Regions from separate parts of the Homo sapiens genome. Here region 2 is linked to region 1. Evidence: chromatin contacts called from ENCODE Hi-C or POLR2A ChIA-PET data. All regions are on one chromosome and are shown on one strand. Each heading gives the region's core, a stretch centred on a gene start or an enhancer-like site at or near the end of the contact. The rest is flanking DNA. Distances are from core to core; before and after follow the strand shown.

The links. A loop is a pair of places that touch in the nucleus more often than their neighbours do. ChIA-PET counts read pairs that join two places held with the same protein, here RNA polymerase II (POLR2A). Pooled maps may share reads with other maps.
Region 2: a map of CD8-positive, alpha-beta T cell shows a loop between it and region 1 (10-fold over the local background). The contact joins the promoter of PAPSS1 here to the promoter of CENPE in region 1. A Hi-C loop is called at or near these places in 1 of 168 maps with a recorded cell type or tissue (CD8-positive, alpha-beta T cell) and 9 of 50 pooled maps. POLR2A ChIA-PET finds 5 or more read pairs at or near these places in 1 of 52 experiments (T-cell).

What each region holds. Positions count from the first base shown.
Region 1 is chr4:103,195,079-103,200,402 of GRCh38, reverse strand. It overlaps CENPE (centromere protein E), which reads left to right and starts at 2,060. Exons shown (of 49, transcript NM_001813.3): 1 at 2,060-2,139; 2 at 3,553-3,644; 3 at 4,151-4,240; 4 at 4,365-4,483; 5 at 5,170-5,289. The coding sequence starts at 2,084. RefSeq lists an enhancer at 1,644-2,198.
Region 2 is chr4:107,717,841-107,723,164 of GRCh38, reverse strand. PAPSS1 (3'-phosphoadenosine 5'-phosphosulfate synthase 1) reads left to right here and starts at 2,931. Exons shown (of 12, transcript NM_005443.5): 1 at 2,931-3,045. The coding sequence starts at 2,986. RefSeq lists enhancers at 1,479-1,628, 3,619-3,678 and a silencer at 2,739-2,988.

The sequences.
Region 1 (5,324 bases), core at 811-3,310:
TTTCTTGATGAACAATTTGGAAAGTCAGATGAAAAAATTGGATAGAGAGCATATAATAGAGAGCCTGGCATATAGTAAATCTTCAATAAATGTCACCTGCTGTGATGATAAAAAAAGACAGTCATAGCAACGATCATAAGCACAACTATGAAAGGCTGATGACTTCTCTTTACTCGTGAACCAATCTCCTCTTGTCTCATTAGAAATTTTGATTAATCACATCTCCCTTCTTCTTCATAGGTTCCTTGCCTTCAGCTGTCTCATATTTGCCCACAATTAAAACAAAAACAACAGTTAAAATATACCTTCCTTAACTCTGTATTTTCTTACTAGATACAACCAAGTATCTTTACAGTCTAGCAATAAAAAAGAGTTGTTTATACTACCTCACAGCTAGTTAACCAAAACAAATCTTGAATGAATAGACTCATTTTTCTTTACTGTTCTTATCTATAAACTAGTTTCTTTAAATTGAAAGAAACTACTTTCATCTAACTCAGTCTACCATCTAACTCAGTCCTCACTCTGCAAGGAAATTAGGCATATTCTGTGTATCTTTCCAAAAATTATGTATGTATATCCAGACATATTCTGTGTACATAACCGTGCACCTTGAATTTCTCTTAATAAATGAAACATCTTGGATAGCTTTCTAAAGTACACATAAAAAGCTAGGCCAGGCACGATGGCTCATGCTTGTAATCCCAGCACTTTGGGAGGCCAAGGCAAGGAGGATTGCTTGAGCCTAGGAGTTCAAGACCTGCCTAGGCAACACTGTGAGACCCCACTCCCTACCCTAATCCCCCCACCACCCCGTCTCTACAAAAAAATTTAAAAATTATCTGGGCTTGTGATGTGCCTGTAATCCAAGCTACTCAGGAGGTTAAGGTGGGAACCCCACTTGGGCTGAGGCCAGGAGTTGAGCCTGCAGTGAGCTGTGTTCAGCCTACTGCACTCTAGCCTAGGTGACAAAGCAAGAACTCATGTTTATTTAAAAAAAAAAAAAAAAAAAAAAGAGAGAGAGAGAAGAAAGGGAAAATAAGCATTATTTTTGGGAAAAAATCACTGTATTTAGAATAGCTTTCCCTCTTAGTTAATAAAAGTAACAAACCAGGCCAGGAGCGGTGGCTCACGCCTTTAATCCCAGCACTTTTGGAGACCGAGGCAAGTGGATCACCTGAGGTCAGGACTTTGAGACCAGCCTTGCCAACATGGCGAAGCCCCGTCTCTACTAAAAATACAAAAATTACCTGGGCGTGGTGGCGGGCACCTTGTAATCCCAGCTACTGGGGAGGCTGAGGCAGGAGAATCACTTGAATGCAGGAGGTGGAGGCTGCAATGAGCAGAGATAAGCACCACTGCACTCCAGCCTGGGGTGACAGAGCGAGACTCCGTTTCCAAAAAAAAGAAGAAAAAAAAAGTATCAACCCATTACTCAATGAGTTTTTCAGTCCTCGGTATTTATTTTCCCTAATTCAACCTCTGAGGAAGCCACAGCTAATGGAAACGAGTTACAGAGAGAGAGAAACAGGAGAAAAGCCTAAACTCAGATTTTCTAAGGCGCACAACAGGCTTGTCACGTTTCTGGACTGGACAGCGAATTTCAACTCTTGCTGTTGAAAGTTTATTTTAAACTGTTGGTGCAGTTTCTTTAAAAGACGGCAATTCTGTTTGGGTAGTGAAAAATACATGTATCTCTACCTAGTTTCGTCTACAGGTTCCAAACTTTTTAAGGATGGGGTGGAGGATGACGTTCGCTAGCTTTTGGCAGATAATAGTATTCTGGTATTCCAGGACCACCACTCTCTGCCCACTCCTGGGAGCCCCTCCCTTCGGCCCTCTCCTCCGACTCTCTGCTGGGCCCTTTAAATCCCCTCTCCTGTTTAGCAGTGGTCACGCCGCCCGCCTTGCGTCCCCCGCGCTGCTCCGCACGTGGAATGGCCCATGACGTCACGAGGCCACGGCTCAATCAGATGCGGCGTTTGGGAAATTTTAAATTTAAAGGCGGGGCGGCCTGTGAGCCCTGAAGTGCCGGCCGCGGAGGGTCCTGGCCATTTTCCTGGGACCAGTTCAGCCTGATAGGATGGCGGAGGAAGGAGCCGTGGCCGTCTGCGTGCGAGTGCGGCCGCTGAACAGCAGGTAGGGGGGCCACACCACGGCCCGGTGCCCGCTGGGCCTGCGGCGCCGCCCTGAGCCGGAGGGGCGAGGCCTACGATGTTTCCAGGAGCCGCTGCTTCCCGGCTCTGCTGTCTAGTGACTCGGCTGCTGGCCATCGTTTCAGGGTCTGTAAAGTGACAGGGGAGGATCGGAGATCTAGAAGATACTTTCCAGCTGCGAGATTCACTTAAATTTAACTCAGTCTCGCTGACATACAGACCTTCCCTTCTGTGCTGCTCTGCCTTGCGGCATCTGCTCCTCCCTGCCCCATTCCCCGCCTAGAGAAGTCGTATGGGACCGTGCCTTCCTGGCCCTCATCACAGTTAGTCATTTTACACCTAACTGCTGTCTCCAGACCCTCTGAAGACAAGGGCTAGTCTGTCTTGTCACATTACATTCAATCGTCACTCAAGATCATTCTACAAATATTTATCAATTTTTTTTTAGTGACTTTGTACAACACAGACACTCCCGTCATTGCCCAGTGGCTCTTCCATTCTAATGGGACGAGACAGAAAGTAAAGTTGAAAATGTAGGATGTTAAGTGGTGATATGTAGGTAATAAGTGCTAGGGAGAAAAAGCAGGAAGAGGAATAAATGAAATCGGTTTGCTTCACTAGCTTCTGGCCCTCGACCCGAAATGCTAACACTTTGTGTGTGTGAGAAATTTTTATTGAACACGGGGTTTAATAAATGCAAATACCAAGATCAGGAATTTCCTATTTTTGAGGAGCTCATTATCTAATGCCTTAAACGGCTACATAAAGAAACCATTAGGATACCTTTTGACAAGTGTTATGATGGGCAGGTAGAGAATGTTTGCTAGAGGAGTTATTAGCCCATCAGAGACGAAAGCTTCCCGTGGGGTGAACTGGTGTCAGAAAAGTCTTGACGCTTTTCATGAGTGAAATAATCCCTATGTTACTTAATGGAAAGGGAAGTCAGAGTATTCCAGGCACAGAGAGGTTACATCTGTCATTTGGGGAAGACCTTCAGGTAGAGCTTAGGATGTATCTAGGAATTCAGAGGAAAATGGAAGAGAGAAATGACATGATCTAGGACTCGTGCCCTGCTGAGGATTTCATAAGTTTCCAAAAGGTTTTAAGAATTTTAAGCAAGACAGACATAATCAGAGTTGCATTTTGAATCCATCCCTTTGTTTACCAGTACTGGGGGAGAGGGTGAGAATGAAAGCCTTCACAAGAAAACACTTTTGAGGCGGCAGAAGGTCACTGAAGCTCCATTTAAGAGTTGAATCCTCAAAGATGGACTTTCTGTCATTCTCTTATGTTACTATCTTTCAAAATATTCTTTAGCAGGTGAAATCTTTTCAATTATTCCTCCTATGACATGACTTTTATGACTGGTTAAAATGCGGTGTTTTTATTCTTTTAGAGAAGAATCACTTGGAGAAACTGCCCAAGTTTACTGGAAAACTGACAATAATGTCATTTATCAAGTTGATGGAAGTAAATCCTTCAATTTTGGTAAGCTTATAATAGCATCAAAAGTTACCTTGTTATCCTTTTGCTATTAAAAGTACAAAAGGCTTATCAATAATATTAGATTTGTCACTAAAGATTAGACTAAGCCTTCTATAAACTGCTTCACTGGAAACAAAATTGTTTATCCATCATGTATTTAAGTAAGGTAACCAATTGGCATTTAAAACAGTTATAATCACAGTTATCTAATTTGCATCTAGGTAGATTCCAGACCCCCATGTGCAAACACTATACCTTATTGCCTCTTGAAAGAACATAGAAAAGTTGACTTGTAGTGTATTTTTTGTGTGTGAAAATGAACTCATTTTACCTTAGGGAAGGGTATTTTCAGAGAACCAAAAAGTTGAAAAAAATACTGTGTCTTAAATAGTTGATCATCCTACATTCTGACAGTTTTACTTTTGGGAATAATTACTAATTTGGAATGAAAACACAGTGGACTCATTTGATTTAACTTCTGTGTTGTTGTTGTTGTTGTTGTTGTTTAGATCGTGTCTTTCATGGTAATGAAACTACCAAAAATGTGTATGAAGAAATAGCAGCACCAATCATCGATTCTGCCATACAAGGCTACAATGGTTTGTATTCACTCAATGCTGCAGAAACATTTTAGTCTTGGGCGTCTGTGCAACAAGCATGCATAGTTTTACCCATTATAGGTTTGTTTTTAATCTTTGCGTATGTGTGTTTTGTTTTTTGCAGGTACTATATTTGCCTATGGACAGACTGCTTCAGGAAAAACATATACCATGATGGGTTCAGAAGATCATTTGGGAGTTATACCCAGGGCAATTCATGACATTTTCCAAAAAATTAAGAAGGTAAGTAACTTAACTGGATTTCTAGTACGTACAGGTAAAACTAGTAAAAACTGGGTACCAGTCTTAGTGTATTTCTCTTGTAAAGATGAAAGGAAGTAGATTTACAGTTATTGTTTGATTATCCATGGGGAAAGAAGAAAGGCATAGCATAGATTCACTTTTATCTCCACAACTTACTTTATAAAGCTTAAAGTTCTTTTATTCTTTCTCTTGAATTCTGCAACAATAATACTCTCAACAAAAAGTAGGCATTAAGGAACAAGAAAATGTTATCAGAATGGTTAGCTCCACCTAACCATTTAACTATCAGTGATTATAAAGGAACAGTAGAAAGTGGATGTAGGTAAAAAAAGAAGGGAAGCAGAAAGCCAGAATAGGCAACCGAGTTAGTTGGTTTCAAATTAGCATTTTTATTAAAATAAGAACATCTTTTGAGAGGGTTTTATTTTGAGCCTAGAGTTTGAGCCTAGAGTTGGTGTTCTCCCAGCTTTATGGTACTTCACTTTTCATTATTTCTGTAACGATGCTTTTATATTTTTGTGTTCATTATTTTGTCAACAGTAGAACCAAGGGGTTTCTTAGTTTGTTTTACATACATTTTACCTCTTTAAGCACATGAGCATTTAGCATTAGGTTTTCACAATTGGATGCTTCCTGGTGTTTTTATATAATTTTTTTTCTTCTAGTTTCCTGATAGGGAATTTCTCTTACGTGTATCTTACATGGAAATATACAATGAAACCATTACAGATTTACTCTGTGGCACTCAAAAAATGAAACCTTTAATTATTCGAGAAGATGTCAATGTGAGTAGCAGACTTAAGGGAGCTTTAAAATTGAC
Region 2 (5,324 bases), core at 1,682-4,181, 4.5 Mb before region 1:
TTGATCATTGTCAGGTTGTTACCCAAGGAGATTAACATTTGAGTCAGTGGGCTGGGGAAGGCAGATCCACCCTTAATTGAGTTGGCACCACCTAAACCGCTAACAGGGAATATAAAGCAGGCAGAAAAACGTGAAGAGGCAAGATAGGCCTAGCCTCCCAGCCTACATCTTTCTCTTGTGCTGGATGCTTCCTGCCCTTGAACATCGGACTCCAAGTTGTTCAGTTTTGGGACTTAGACTGGCTCTCCTTGCTCCTCAGCTTGCAGGCAGCCTATTGTAGGACCTTGTGATTGTGTAAGTTAATACTTAATAAACTCCCATTCATATGTATATATCCTATTAGTTCTGTCCCTCTAAGGGAACCCTGACTAATACAGAGGATCATTGTCTTTATCCATTATTTCAGTAGAAAATGAAAAGTGGTGATATTAAAATGATATCATTTCTTCTTTATTTATTAGTGGTACTTCTGTAAAGAGAAACTTCTCTTTATCAATTTTTTGGGTCCCAGACAGTCCAGGGAAAGCAGAGTAAATGCTTAATTCATCCCCTTTATTTACCAGTTTTCAAAATAATGAGTTGGTTTCCTAGCATTCTCTAAGAGTGACAATAATTTTTTTTAAAATCATCATCATTACAAACACCTAGATTTAAACATATTTGATATGTTTTAATATTTTGTAGTTCTAGTCCATTTAGTGCTTTAATTCTCCCATCTTTGACATGGAAAAATTTCTTTAAATTGGTTTCTGAGTCCTTTTGACATAATCCGAGTAGCTTTTGACAGTTTTTTGTTATGTTTCCTGTTTGATGTTTCTGGCTCATTTGCATGACCCATATCTGGAATCATGAATTTGGATGGACAGTATCAATGTAAACTTATGATATATTTTACCTTAAAAAAAGTCTTTTACTAGAAATAAGGTCAAACTCACAGCAGTGAGCACTCCTAGAGCCAGATCGTTATATCTAAATACCATTTCCCTCTAATAAGAACCAGAACTCAGAGCAATGGCTAACTTCAGATGTGGCCCTATTTTCTCATATGAAGCTTGAGATCTTCTTCCAAGCTCATTCCTGTTATTGGCAGAATTTGAAATTATATTGAAATTCAGTTCTATGTATGAACCCCAGATTGAAAATTCCCTAGAAAAAAAGCTGAAGGGAACCATTCACATTTTAAGTAGTCAAGTAACAAGATCAGATTTCTGTTTCAGAAATACCGCTCTGACAGCAGGTGCAAGAATGGGGTGTGTGGCGGGGATGTGGAGAGCGGCTGCACAGCTGGGAGGATGTCCAGTGAACGGGCTTAATGATAACTCAGGCTGGATATAGGGGAGGCCTAATTTAAGACAGTAGCAGTGGGGCAAATAGATGGAGGGCTGATTTGCTAGTCACTAACAGGCAGCAGCCTCAGGTCTTGGTGATGGGGGCTGATTTGCTAGTCACTAACAGGCAGCAGCAGCAGCCTCAGGTCTTGGTGATGGGGGCTAATTTGCTAGTCACTAACAGGCAGCAGTCTCAGGTCTTGGTGATGGGCGGGGTCAGGGGCGGAGGGCGGCTGTGTCACAGGGGGGCAGAGCTGCAAGCAACTCTTTTGGTGCCAGGGGCAAGCTGCGGAAAAGAGAACTCAGAGTTATGGGGGGTGTGGGGAAGATAACTCCTGGAGGAAACTCTGTCATGCCCCCAGCCCATCCTCCTACGAACTAGCCCTGGAATAATTAGGTGAATTTGAAAATGTCCTCCGTAGGCGGGAGTTCTATTCGGGGTTACCTGCGGCCTCCCCGGTCCTGGATTTCAGTCCTCTAGGTATTTCCTGAGTAGCTCTTAATAATACAGAAGCCCCTTTCCGGTGTAGGTCGGTAAGAAGCACTGCACAGAAATCTGATGCGAAGTGGGGTCTCCTAGCGGAGAGGGAGGCACCTTATAAGTAATCACTAATCCAGGTTGAGATATTAATTATTGATGTCAAGAAATCGGGCTTTTATTATATCTTTTTAAAAACTGTGTCTTGAGGCCAGGCGCTGTCGCTCACGCCTGGAATCCCAGCACTTTGGGAAGCTGAGGCGGGCGGATCATGAGGTCAGGAATTCGAGACCAGCCTGGCCAACATAGTGAAACCCCGTCTCTACTAAAAATACAAAAATTAGCCGGGCGTGGTGGCACACGCCTGTAGTCCCAGCTACTCGGGAGGCTGAGGCAGGAGAATCGCTTGAACCCGGGAGGCAGAGGTTGCGGTGAGCCGAGATCCTACTACTGCACTCCAGCCTGGGCGACAGAGCAAGACTCCGTCTCAAAAAAAGAAAAAAAATTGTGTCTTGAGTAGAATTTTAATGTGGAGAATGAGCTGTTCGGTAAATCAATTCTTCCCTTTGCAAAGCTGTAAAACATTTAAAACATTTGGCCAGGGTGACATGGGCACAGAAGGGGCAGACAGGAGGTCGGCAGCCAGGTCTGTGGAGGAGTAGCCACAGGTGCAAGAGGCCGCGTCAGCGTCCTCCCAATCAGCCTCTGCTGAGGGAGTGCCGCGCGCGGCGAGCCGCGCACTCCCCTTGCCTTTCTCCCGGCGGCTGGTACTCGCTCTTAGAGATCTGCGTTAGCTCAGAGCTAGGCTCGGTGCCGCAGAGGCACCTGAGGTTCCACGACTGCATTCCAGGCCCCGCCCCTTCATCGGGATCTGGAAGGAGGAGCGCCGTGCGCGCCCGCGCCGGCGCGAGCGCTGAAGCTCCGCCCCCAGCTTCTACCTCCGGTTCTATCCCGGCGTTTCGCCCTTCCCCACAGACCTCTGCCCCGGACCCATTTCCGAGGCGCGCCGCATGCGCCGCGCAACCCAGGCCACGAGCACGGGCGCGTGCTTAAGTCAGCGCGCGCCCGCTCCGACGCGAGGAGGCCCCGCCCTCCAGCCCCGCCCCGCTCGCTGGCCTGCCCTCCTCTTGCTACCCTCCCGGCGCAGAGAACCCCGGCTGCTCAGCGCGCTCCGCGGTCATGGAGATCCCCGGGAGCCTGTGCAAGAAAGTCAAACTGAGCAATAACGCGCAGAACTGGGTAAGCTGGGGACGAAGGCGAGACGGCGAGGAGCGGAGGGGCTGTGGGAGCAGCTCGTTCCGGAGCCGCCGCCTCTCTCCCGCCTCCTCCGCATCCATCCTTCCAGGAGCGCGGAGGTGGGTTCCGGGGCTGCGGCGCCTCCCGGCTGGGGCCGTGGGTGGTTGCGAGGCAGAGGGGCGCGGCGCAGGGTGGGGATCTCGCCCTAGCTTGGCGCAGCGTGCGGTCCGAGCCACCGTTCGTGGGAAGAACGCCCCCCCTCCCCAGCGCCTCCGCTCAGGTAAGACCCCCAGGAAAATCCTTCACCCGTGAACTGGCGCTTGCTGAAACCTCCGGGTGCTGAAACCTGCGGCTGCAGAAACAGGAGCTTCCTGCATACCTTGGAGTGGCCTGAAGATGTGCAGAGAAGGCGGAGGCGGGCGCCTTCGACGCGTTCTTGGTTTTTCTTGGCTCTGCCAGTGCGGTTGGCCCAGGTTTGGGTCCATCTCCGTGTCTTTCCATTTCTGAGTTTCAGTGTGAAAGGAGAGTACCCAACAATGTGGTCATTCATGAGTTGAGACTGCCCTGAACTGAGGTTCTTTGTGTCTCTGTGTTAAATCGGAATGTTTAACAAGTAGGAGTTTGGAAGACTCCATTCCTGGTGACAGTCAGGTATGGGACCAGTCCTTTATAACGTTTAGTAATGACTGCCAGTTGACTTTGTAAAGTGCTGTGTCCTCATAACGTTGCTTACTTCCTTAATTTCTCTGTGATGAGAAAGAGCCTTATCTTCCTTTGTAAGTGTGCAGCAGGGAAGGGCCCATCTTTGGAGTCTGGAAAGGCACTGGTTTAAGTTTAGACGGAAACGTTATTTCACAGTCCAATGGAATAATAAGGTTTAAATGCAATGTCTCCCAAAACGTTACTTGCCCTAGATGAATCAAAGAAAAAAAAAACAAGCAATTTCAGGCAAATGTTCTTTGGAAGTCATTAATTTACCACATCTGTTGTTATTGTTATCATGAGTTGTTTACTGATTCCTCTCTCCTTTTATTTAACTCTATAGATGGTAAGGAGGGGAAGGAGATTTAAAAGATGAATTAGAACAGTGGAAAGAGCGCTGGACTCCTGGCCTGGTCTCTCATCCCAGCTTTGCCATTTACTAGCTGTGTGATCTTGAGGAGAGTCACTTTACTTTTTCGAACCTCAGTTGACTTAAGGGTATAATAGTATGTACTTCACGGGATTGTTTTGATGAACAAAGAAGACAGATCATGAATTTGAATGTGCGGTGAAACCACTGCCTTGAAACTCAGACTCAGTTTCGCTTCTCTTACCTTAAGGTGTTTCACGGTTAGGGAAATAAGGTTGGCTTACTTGGGGTATTTACAGATGATTTCTGTTACATTGTCCATTTATGTACTCATTTATTTATTAACATTTGCCACATGGTGCGTATTCTATGTAGAGACTTGTGCTAGACATGGTGGTGAAAAATGTGGGACTTACTGCTTGCCTTCTGGTAGTTCATGGTTTGTGTTGGGGTTGTGACATTTGCCAAGTGGTGAATATGTCTTTGTGGTCCAGAGTGAGTGGCGTAAGACAGAAGTTTTATTGCAATTTAGAGGAGAGATTAGTTTCGCCTGGGCGTTTTGGGAGGGTTTATGGAGGATTTCAGATTTCTGAGTCAGAGGGGAACTGCATGGATAAGTGTTGGGAATAAAAATTACTATTTTTTTTACTCCAGAAACATTGACGAAACTTGTTTGACTGCCCTGGAGAGTTTTTGTTGGGAAGTGGAGGTAAGGTTCAATAGGGAGGCTGGGGCTCCGTGATGCTCTTGTGTTTGGCTGCAGAGAAGACTTGATTCTATGGGGGATTTTTGATGGGGCTAGAATTTTAAATTTTCTGATCCTTGTAAATTTTTCTCTCCCTCATGGAACACCCGTCATCTCTTCCTCTCTCATATTTAAATCATCTTAATAGGCACAAGTGTGAAGAACCCATATACCTTTAAAATTCCTATCACAGGATAAAATTGGTAATCCAGGAAGAATGTTCCGCTGAAGAAATGTAGACCCTGGTAGGACCCAGATGGGGAAGCCCTGGAGACCAGACAAGGTTATAGTAAGGTTTAAATGAATTAATAGATTTGAAGCCTGCCTGGCACATGAGCACTATTTATGTTCTTGTTAATTCATCCAGTGTGAGGGGCTGAAGGGCTGGGGTAAGGTGGCAGTGGGACTAGAGGAGTAGCTGCATTAAAAACATTTAAGGAAGAGTTGAGAGGACCGACTAGATTT